Linked DNA regions of Mus musculus: region 2 is linked to region 1. A link is a contact called in ENCODE Hi-C or POLR2A ChIA-PET data. All regions are on one chromosome and are shown on one strand. The core of a region is the stretch at or near the end of the contact, and the rest is flanking DNA. Distances in the headings are between cores, read along the strand shown.

Region 1 (4,259 bases), core at 1,320-3,819:
TCCCAGGGTCAGGTGTGCTGCCAGGGCCAGGTGTGCTCCCAGGGTCAGGTGCGCTGCCACGGGACAGCCATTTGCCCTCCATGTGCGTTCACCATGTGCATCTGAGCACACTTCCCTCAACATCAGCTGTCTTGATGCCTGTCTTATATCTTCCTGGGTGCCACTGGAAGGTCAGGAGTGCCAAGAGCCCAGCCCTGGCCATGCTGTTCCATAGGGCACTACTAATGGCCTTCTGTCTGCCTGGGGTTTCCTGCTTGAAGGCTGAATTCTTTCTATAACTTTAGGTGAGGGGCTTGTGGGAGTGGCAGAGCCACTGTTGTCTCTATGGCACCCTGTTGCCCACACATTTGATTTCTGAGGGACCTACTTACTCACTGGCTCTTTTTAACCACAAATTTCCAATTGCCCAGACATGAAACCCCATTTTGTCAGTTGCCTTGAGGTGTGGCACTTGGGACACCTCATTGGAGAGGGTCACAAAAGGACAGTCTGGCCACTCCTAGCTACTTCTTTGACCTTAGTGCCACTGACTTTAAGCTAAAAGTTCAACTCAGGTGAAGGTATCTGGGCAAATGAAAAGGGTTCTTGTTGAGGCTCAGGTAGAAAGATTGGTACCATTGGACTTTAGAGGGGCAGTTACTTAGGGAAAAGCATCGTGTGCAGAGGCTAGCTTTCAGTTAAGCGGGCCACATCCCTGACTGGTTAGAATCCAGAAAAGGAGCTGAGAGATGAAGACGGGAAGGCTTAAGAAAGCGGGTGAAGACAGAGGCTGACAGTGGTGTGGGAATACAGACCAGAACAGTAGCTGGGAGGTTGTGGGGAGCCCATCACAGAGATACTTATATTAGCACCCACAGGCATGTTCTCTCTCACTATAATCAGGCAAATTAGAGGAACCTTGATGTGCCATTTTACACCCACTAAATTAGCGAACATTAGCAAAGTTATAACAGTGCATGCTACTTATATGGTAAAACCAGCTTAAACACACTGCCAGCTCAAGTGTGAATTAGCACAGCCCTTTAGGGAAGAAATTGGGTGATAGAGTTCCAGGGCTATTAAGTCGCTCAGACCTTTTTTTTTTCCCCACGCAAAATTCCACTTCTGGGAATGTGTGGCAAGGACATAATTCAACAGGACAATAAATGCTTTGTACTTAAGAATGACTAGCCTGGGCTATCCGCTGCACCCAGTGTGCTAAGAGTACGGTGCTATAAACCATTTTGTTTTTGAGACAGGGTTTCACTCTGTAGCCCAGGCTATCCTTGAGCTTGGAATCTCCCTGCCTCAGCCTTCCCAGGTATAGGTCTGAGCTGTCACACCTGCACAACTATATTTTTTTAAAAATAGGTACTATAATAACTAACTGATCACATTATCAAATTTCTTGTGTGGGAGTAAGGACATCTGTACATTAAAATTAATAATTACATAAAATGGCTGCCTGGAAACTCCAAGCAGCCCCACCCTGCTGAGGTCCTATATTCTGGCTGTCCATCTGGTCAACCCGTGGTCCCACCCTTGCCATACTCAGCCTACCCCGCCACTCCCCGTCTGGAGCTTCCCAGGTGAACTTGAAGCCTAACCCACAGCCCTCAGCCTGGAGTGGGTGGGGCACTGCGTCAGCAGAGCCTGCCCACCTGGTTTGGCTCCTGTGGTGGCCCTAGGGATTTGGAGAGGGTCTCTGTGAGTCACATCTGGAAAACCCAAACCAGAAAAGAAAAGGATGCGGGGTGGGGGCGTAGGGCTTCATTTAAGGAAAGGGATAAGGTGGTTTCCAGGTTCTGAGGCATCTTGCTGTTTGCAAGCACAGTGGTCTGTCAAAGCTGGCTGGCATCTGGATTCCTAGCTGGAGCATCATGGGGGTGAAGGCAGCTTACAGACTGAAGGTCAAAGAAGAGGCACCACACCCCAGGGTCACGCCTCTTGTCCTGCTCTGACTCCACATTAGGCACAGTCTGACTGCACCTGAGGCATCAGCTCTGGGTCTTCTCCTTGTCTCTGGTGCCCACCACGGAAGCTGGCAGTCAGGGAGAATTCAATAAACTGGGTGAATGAGCAGGCACAGGGACAAGGCCGTGCCGTATGTGAATGAGCGAGTCGGCAGACAATGGCCTCTTTGTTCAATGTCTTCTGAATGGACACAATTCAAGCTCAGGGGATGCTGTACCCCTTGTATCTTGTTTTCTGCCGGGAGATGTTTCACCACACAGAAGCCAGGAATAGTCAGTGAGCATGTCCAGGTCCACACAAGCCAATCTTGTTCGTTTGGTCCAGGGCTGTCCTACTGAACACAAAGAGGCTCTATGGTAGGCCCTGCTTCTGCTGCTTACAATGTCATGGAAGGGACAGGAGCTAAGAAGGAAGAAACTATGGAGCGTGCACAGATGAGCTGTCAACAGAGCTGGCAGTGGTTGGGAGGGAAAATACCAAGAGGTGGACTTTGAGGCAGAGGACTCGGTCAGGCTCCCCAGGGAGACGGGACTGGAACAGGGCCTGGAGGACAGGCTGTCTGTCTCACATAAGGACCACAGGAGGCCCATGGCAAGTGTAAGTCTATCTGAGCCTTCCTTGGCTTTTTGCCCTTGAACCCACCAGTGGCCTTGGCTCAATGCCAGTCAATCTGGCTCTGGTTGGAGTAGAGTCCAGCATCAGTCTTTGTGTCCAAACTCCTAGGACTCTGAATTCATCTTGGCCATTCATTCATTCATTCATTCATTCACACATTCATCCTGCAGACACTCATAGCATAGTAGCTGGGTGCCGGGTACCTTTTGGGGATACATAGTGAACAAGTTTAAGTCACTGCCTTCCAGTGGGCAATGTAAGACAGTCAAGCTCTGTGAGGGCTGTAGCTGCTTGCTGCAGTAACTGTTGTGGATACAGGAGTCACAGTGGTGACTGGGGAAAGTACGTACATTTTAGGAAGGATTTTGGTCGTTTTTTTCCTGAAACCAAATGCATCTTTTTGTAGTTGCTCACCCTTTGATTCTGGCTCTACACTTGAAGTCCTTCTTGAAGCGGAACAAAGCACCAATCTGGTCTTCCAGTTGTAGGATTAACTGTCGGTGCTCTCTGATGACCTCCAATGCTTCTCCTGAGGGTACTGTGGAGGGCTAGGTGTCTGTTCCATGTGCAGCAACAGCTGGTGTTTAAGAAGACCAAGCCAGAGCAGCCTGGACCCATGTCTGGATTCTGACATTGCTTCTTCCTGGCCAGGAATGCTGAGTAAGGCAACTCAACCTCTTGACCCCTAATGTCCTTGACCTACCCCATTCAGACCCTAGAAAGGTCTGGGTGCTTTCAGTAGTACCTGGGGTAGAGTGAGTCCCAGTGCTCAATAGCCAAACTTCTGAGGGTGTCAAAATGTCCCCCCAGAACGAGGCCGATCGAGAGTCCTTTGGGTCCACATGAGCAAATCTAGTGATGCTTTGACTTTACAAGATGACCACAGCTGTGGCCCGAGTTTCCATCATAGGACCTCATCTGACAAGAAGATACATGAAGCATTTCAAAGGGGGCTAGAAAAATCTATAGCATTAAGAACGGATTCAACGGGAGTGGTGAGTGGCTGTAATGCTATGGCCACAAGTGTCAACAGTGTCTTATTCTGAAGGCCAGCAGGCTGTGAGGCACTCCCTCTTGGTTTCAGTTGCTCTGAAGTGCAACCTTTGCTGCTGTACGAGGAATGACTGCCCTCTGCTGTCCGCTGTCTGTATGGCACCAAGTAAGCTGACATTGAACTCCAAGCCAGTTCTCAGCCGGGGAGACCCCTGAGGGTCCCTTTTCTGCACTATTTGTCAGTGACTCTCAGTAGAAATGTATTCTACTTCTGTGGCTCTACACAAACACTTCACAAGACAGTTCAAAATTTTCACTGAGAACTCTGTGGTGTATTTTTTCTATTTTACCTCATGAACAAGAAGATGCTAGTTTTGACCCACTAATTTGGCATTTCACTTTTATGCTTATTGGAACTTGAAAACATAGACTCAGTCTACCAGTGAGTCCTGAATGGGCTTCCTAACCTTGGTGTGTGCCAGGCCAATCCAGGCCTTTCGCCACACCCAAGGCCAGCTACACAAGCAACTGGATTATCAGTCCTTTAATTCAATGGGTTTAAACCTTTGACAGGCCCACTCTGGACTGCATAAAATATTGGTGAAGTCACAACACTGAAATAAAAAATGAACTATCACAATGATACAAACCCGTGTTGCTATTCTTTCTAAGCTCGCCTTATATTTCATGCCTCAGCT
Region 2 (4,082 bases), core at 1,483-3,982, 40 kb before region 1:
TCCCTGAACCTGGTACGGACTCTTCATTGACTTGTGTTTTGCTGTTGTGACACTAGTTTCCAACATCCCTGAATGACCTTGGATAAACTGCCTTTGGAAGTTTACATTTGACTGATTTTTGGGTGAGCATTCAGGGTACTGGGTTTCAAGATGGCATCTTCATGCATGTGTGCCGTTTGTTTCTGTTTGTCCCTTCCCCTGTCGCCTTCTCTGTGCGGCGCCCCGCCCCATGGTTCCTTTCCCTTCCCAGACAGTCCTCCCTTCTACTTTTATGTCACATTATGGATCCTGTTGCTCTCTTTCCACTTCTGGTAGTGCTCCTTCTCCTCCAGCATCTTCCTGGTCTCACGACCCCTTATATGTTAATACACACACACACACACACACACACACACACACACACACACACAGTTTAAATCTGAGCTCCATGTTTGAGAGAACACTCTGTGATGGTTTTGACTAGCTTTCCCTGGCAAATTCTTTACCTTGAAGTCTCCACTCAAATGCTGCCCCCCTCTATGAAGCCTTCCTCGAACTTGGAAGATCTTTTGCCCAAGGATACCCACAGTGTGTCCCATATTATTGCAAGGGCGAATGCCACTGATGGCTGACTGTAAGCCACAGAGCTACTTTAAACACTCAGAACATTGACTTGGGGGTCTTAAAACGACTACTGGGAATCAAAGTTGATCTGATTCTATATATGAGAAGATGAATCCAGAATGGAAACATCCACCAAGGCCACACAGGGACAGAGTATGGATTCAGGCATTTAGCTGCAGCGCACACTTTATAGACTTTAAAGCACTTAAATTACAGCAGAATGGTTGACCAGCATCGTAGATCCCAGACTTTGAGTGAACGTCCTGAATGAGGCCTGGTAAAGGGTGTTAAGTGGGCACATGGTGATAAATAAAACGAAGATTAAATAAAAACTCCAAAAGGCTGGAAAGCTGGCTCCATGGTTAACAGCAGGACTCACTCTTCTTGCTGGAAGAGGACCTGGGTTCATTTCCCAGAACCCATATGGCTGTTCCCAACTGTCTATTATTTCAGTTTCAGGGACTCTGACACTCTCTTCTGACTCTGGGGTTATCAGACATGCAAATGATACACACATATATATGCATGCAAAATACTCATACACATAGAGTCTTGAAACACACACACACACACACACACACACACACACCCCAAAGCAGGAACTCTAGTTTTAATTGCCCTGGGGGAAGGGATGGGCCCAGGGCCACATAGATGCAAACAAGCAAACAAACCGAAAATAGAGAGGGCCTGAAGAAGGCAGTTGCAGACTTGAGGGCAAGGTGACAGGCAGGTCACAGGAACAGAGTCAAAAATCTTGATACAAATGTGTGTTCTGTTTTAGGGCCTTCGACATTCACAGGCTGAGAAGGTGGGGAATTCAGTAGTTCTTTCCTGGTGGTGGTGGTGGCAGGGCTAGGGGTGGAGAAGAGGGAGGAGAGGTTAGTCTCATATAATTCGTAGCAATTGCATATAACCTATTCTTTACTTCATCTCTGGATTGCTTGCAACACCTAACACACAGTGTAAGTGCCGTGCTAATAGTCGGTCTCTGTTGTATATAGTTCAGAGTACGCCGATGGTTTCCATGTTTAGAACAGAAGCAGCCATCCTAGTCGTAAACACGCTAACCATGTCAGCAACTAGATAGCATCTTGATCAGTGGTGAGAGCTGACTGTACAGGAATCTGGACTCAGCCATGTGTCAAGTAGCCTGTGGATAAGACTCCCCAGAGGAGAATGAGAGGCAGGCAGAAGAGAAAGAACTCACCGAAGTGTCAATAATGTCATTGCACCCTCTTGTGTTGGTGTCCCAAACAGGACTTAGCACAGCAGGTACTACACACAGGTCTGTTAAGGGGAGGATTAATGAATGAACGAATGCCTCGATGATGGTTGGCAGGATTATGCCCCCTCTTTTCTAAGGCCCCGTCTCCCACCATAAAATGGTACTAGCGAGGTGGTTGGTAAGTGGGCGGCAGCAACTACCCGCGCCTGGGCAAAGACGGCCGGCCTGCGCAAGCGCGTTCGCTGGAGGGTAAAAGTCGTTCGGTCTGCGAGGACAGTGACCGCCTTCCTTAGCGGTCCCTCTAGAGCGCCTACGGTGCGCTGGGTAGGAGACGGCACGAGGAGGGAAATGGGTTCTATGTCTAGAGTCGGGCTAACGCTAGGAGGAAGCCAGCGGATCTTGGAGGTGAGAAGACCGCGGTGGCGCAGGGCTCGGCCATCGCCTCTAGGAGACGCCCCTCCGGGATAGGGATGAGAAGGAGAACGCTTTGGAGAGAGAAGCCTGAGAATCCTACAGGCTGGTGTTTTTCATCTGGGACATTCCGGAGTCCAGGAGAGAGCAGGTGAGAGTACACAAAGGGTCCTCACGCTTAAGCTGGCAGAATGACCGGCACACCCTGCATGGTACTGAGGACCAGAGCAGCGCCAACGGGCTGGCAAGTGGTGAGGTGCCAGGGTCCAGTCCTCTCCATAGAGGGCTGGTGCCAAGCACTGAAATCTGCAAACGCCTCACTCTGCCGCGGGGTGGCAGAGTCCTGGGACAGACACTCCCCACAGACCCCGAGGGGTGGCTCCGCCCCAGGACCGCAGGGAGGCCTGGCAATGGGGGGCGGAGTTGTAGCCGCCCCCAATCCGGTGGGACCGCGCGTCCCCCTTTTAAGCTCGTGAAGCTTCTAGCTGCCTCGCAATCTTTTCTCCCTCCAGTCAGTCTCCCTTTCACGCGATGGATTCGGCGAAGACTTGTGTGACCAAGTTCAAGTCCTTTGCGATTTTGCTCTTCACCCCGATCCTGATGCTTCCACTCGTCATTCTGATACCTGACAAGGTCAGTTGCGTGTCTGGGCAGCCTGGCGGAATCCGGGTGCCCAGTGCAATAACGGGCACGGAACCCGGGAACGCTGAGCTGGAACGCATAGATTCCTCCGTGGGGACGAGCTCCCCTGGGACGCGTGCTCAGACGCTCCAGGCACCAGATAGGAGGTGCTCTGCAAAGAATCCGAGGGACGCACAGACCCTAAGGTGAACACGTCCTAGAGTGCACCGATTTCAGGGCGCAAGAGCCGTCCGGGCAAACACGGAAACCTGGACGTTAGAACAGATCTGAACCACACAGACCCCTCGACAGGCTTAGCCTCTGACTCAAAATCTCCTCCCAGAGTGCACAACCAACGCTAGTCCAGCTCAAAGATAATGCTCGAGCTAGTAGAGACTCTGAAGGCTGGGCTTTCTTTCCCTCTGTGCCTCTTCTCTAGGAAAGAGAGATTTCCTAGCTGTAGATGCCTTCAGGCAGGGAACTACAGGAACAGAGTGGATCATGCCTTTGCCATAATCTGGCCTTGATATTTGAAGCTCAGGTTCCCCATCTATGATCTATATTTCTTTCTAGCTCGGAAGCCAAGGAAGCCACTCTCGAGTTCAAATCCTGCTGCAGCCTGAAAGGCAGGTCGGGCACTGCCCACCGCCTGCTGAGGCAGTCAGTGTGAGGAGGCAGGACGTATTCCCAGAGCTCACGCCTTGGGTGGCATGGCTCTCGGTTGCTGGGGAAGCTGAGTCCCATTCCCTGGCCTCCTGGTGCTCCTGGGAGGAAGGGAGAGAATGAATGGCCTTGGCTGCAGAGCAGAGGAGGGCGGGAGCGCTGGCCCCGGCTCTGTCAGGCTGTGTGCAGCCAGTTTGGCGAGGCCAGGGCTCTTTGAAGCCTTATGTGGCTACCCTTTCACTCTCAGCCCAGACAGGAAACCTTGCTCGGATCCTGCTTCCCCTCCACAGGCAGGTTTGAGAAACAGTGGCTCTCTTCAGGGAAGGTTTTGAGAGGAGAGGGGTGTCCCCTGGTGGGCTTCTAGTCATTTCACATTGTGCCTTTCAGCAAGACCCTTTGCTCTCCGGGCCCCGGGTGCTTTGATGGGTACAATGGGGTGACTGGATTCTGGGAGTAAAAGGGGATCATTCCGGCTCCTAGGATTGGGGCGCGGGGGGGGGGGCAGAGGAAACATACTGAGCAGAGGCTCCACATGGGCCAAGGAGAGCAGAGCAACTGT

The links. A loop is a pair of places that touch in the nucleus more often than their neighbours do. ChIA-PET counts read pairs that join two places held with the same protein, here RNA polymerase II (POLR2A).
Region 2: a loop to region 1 is called in a map of left cerebral cortex, with 4 times the contacts of the local background. The contact joins the promoter of Slc13a5 here to the enhancer-like site in region 1. A Hi-C loop is called at or near these places in 14 of 37 maps with a recorded cell type or tissue (Patski, adrenal gland, gastrocnemius and 2 more). POLR2A ChIA-PET finds 5 or more read pairs at or near these places in 2 of 5 experiments (both embryonic stem cell).

The regions. Positions count from the first base shown.
Region 1 is chr11:72,224,480-72,228,738 of GRCm38, reverse strand. No RefSeq gene overlaps it. Among named protein-coding and RNA genes, the nearest start is that of Med31, 11 kb to the right of the region's middle. Within about 2 kb of position 2,569, at least 1 of the 3 ENCODE cell types and tissues checked has a DNase peak (open chromatin) inside an H3K27ac peak, as active enhancers do; it is left cerebral cortex, where a contact is called at or near this core.
Region 2 is chr11:72,265,254-72,269,335 of GRCm38, reverse strand. Slc13a5 (solute carrier family 13 (sodium-dependent citrate transporter), member 5) reads left to right here and starts at 2,732. Exons shown (of 12, transcript NM_001004148.4): 1 at 2,732-2,872. The coding sequence starts at 2,771. 1700051A21Rik (RIKEN cDNA 1700051A21 gene) reads right to left here and starts at 2,492. Exons shown (of 2, transcript NR_045922.1): 1 at 1,811-2,492; 2 at 780-1,455.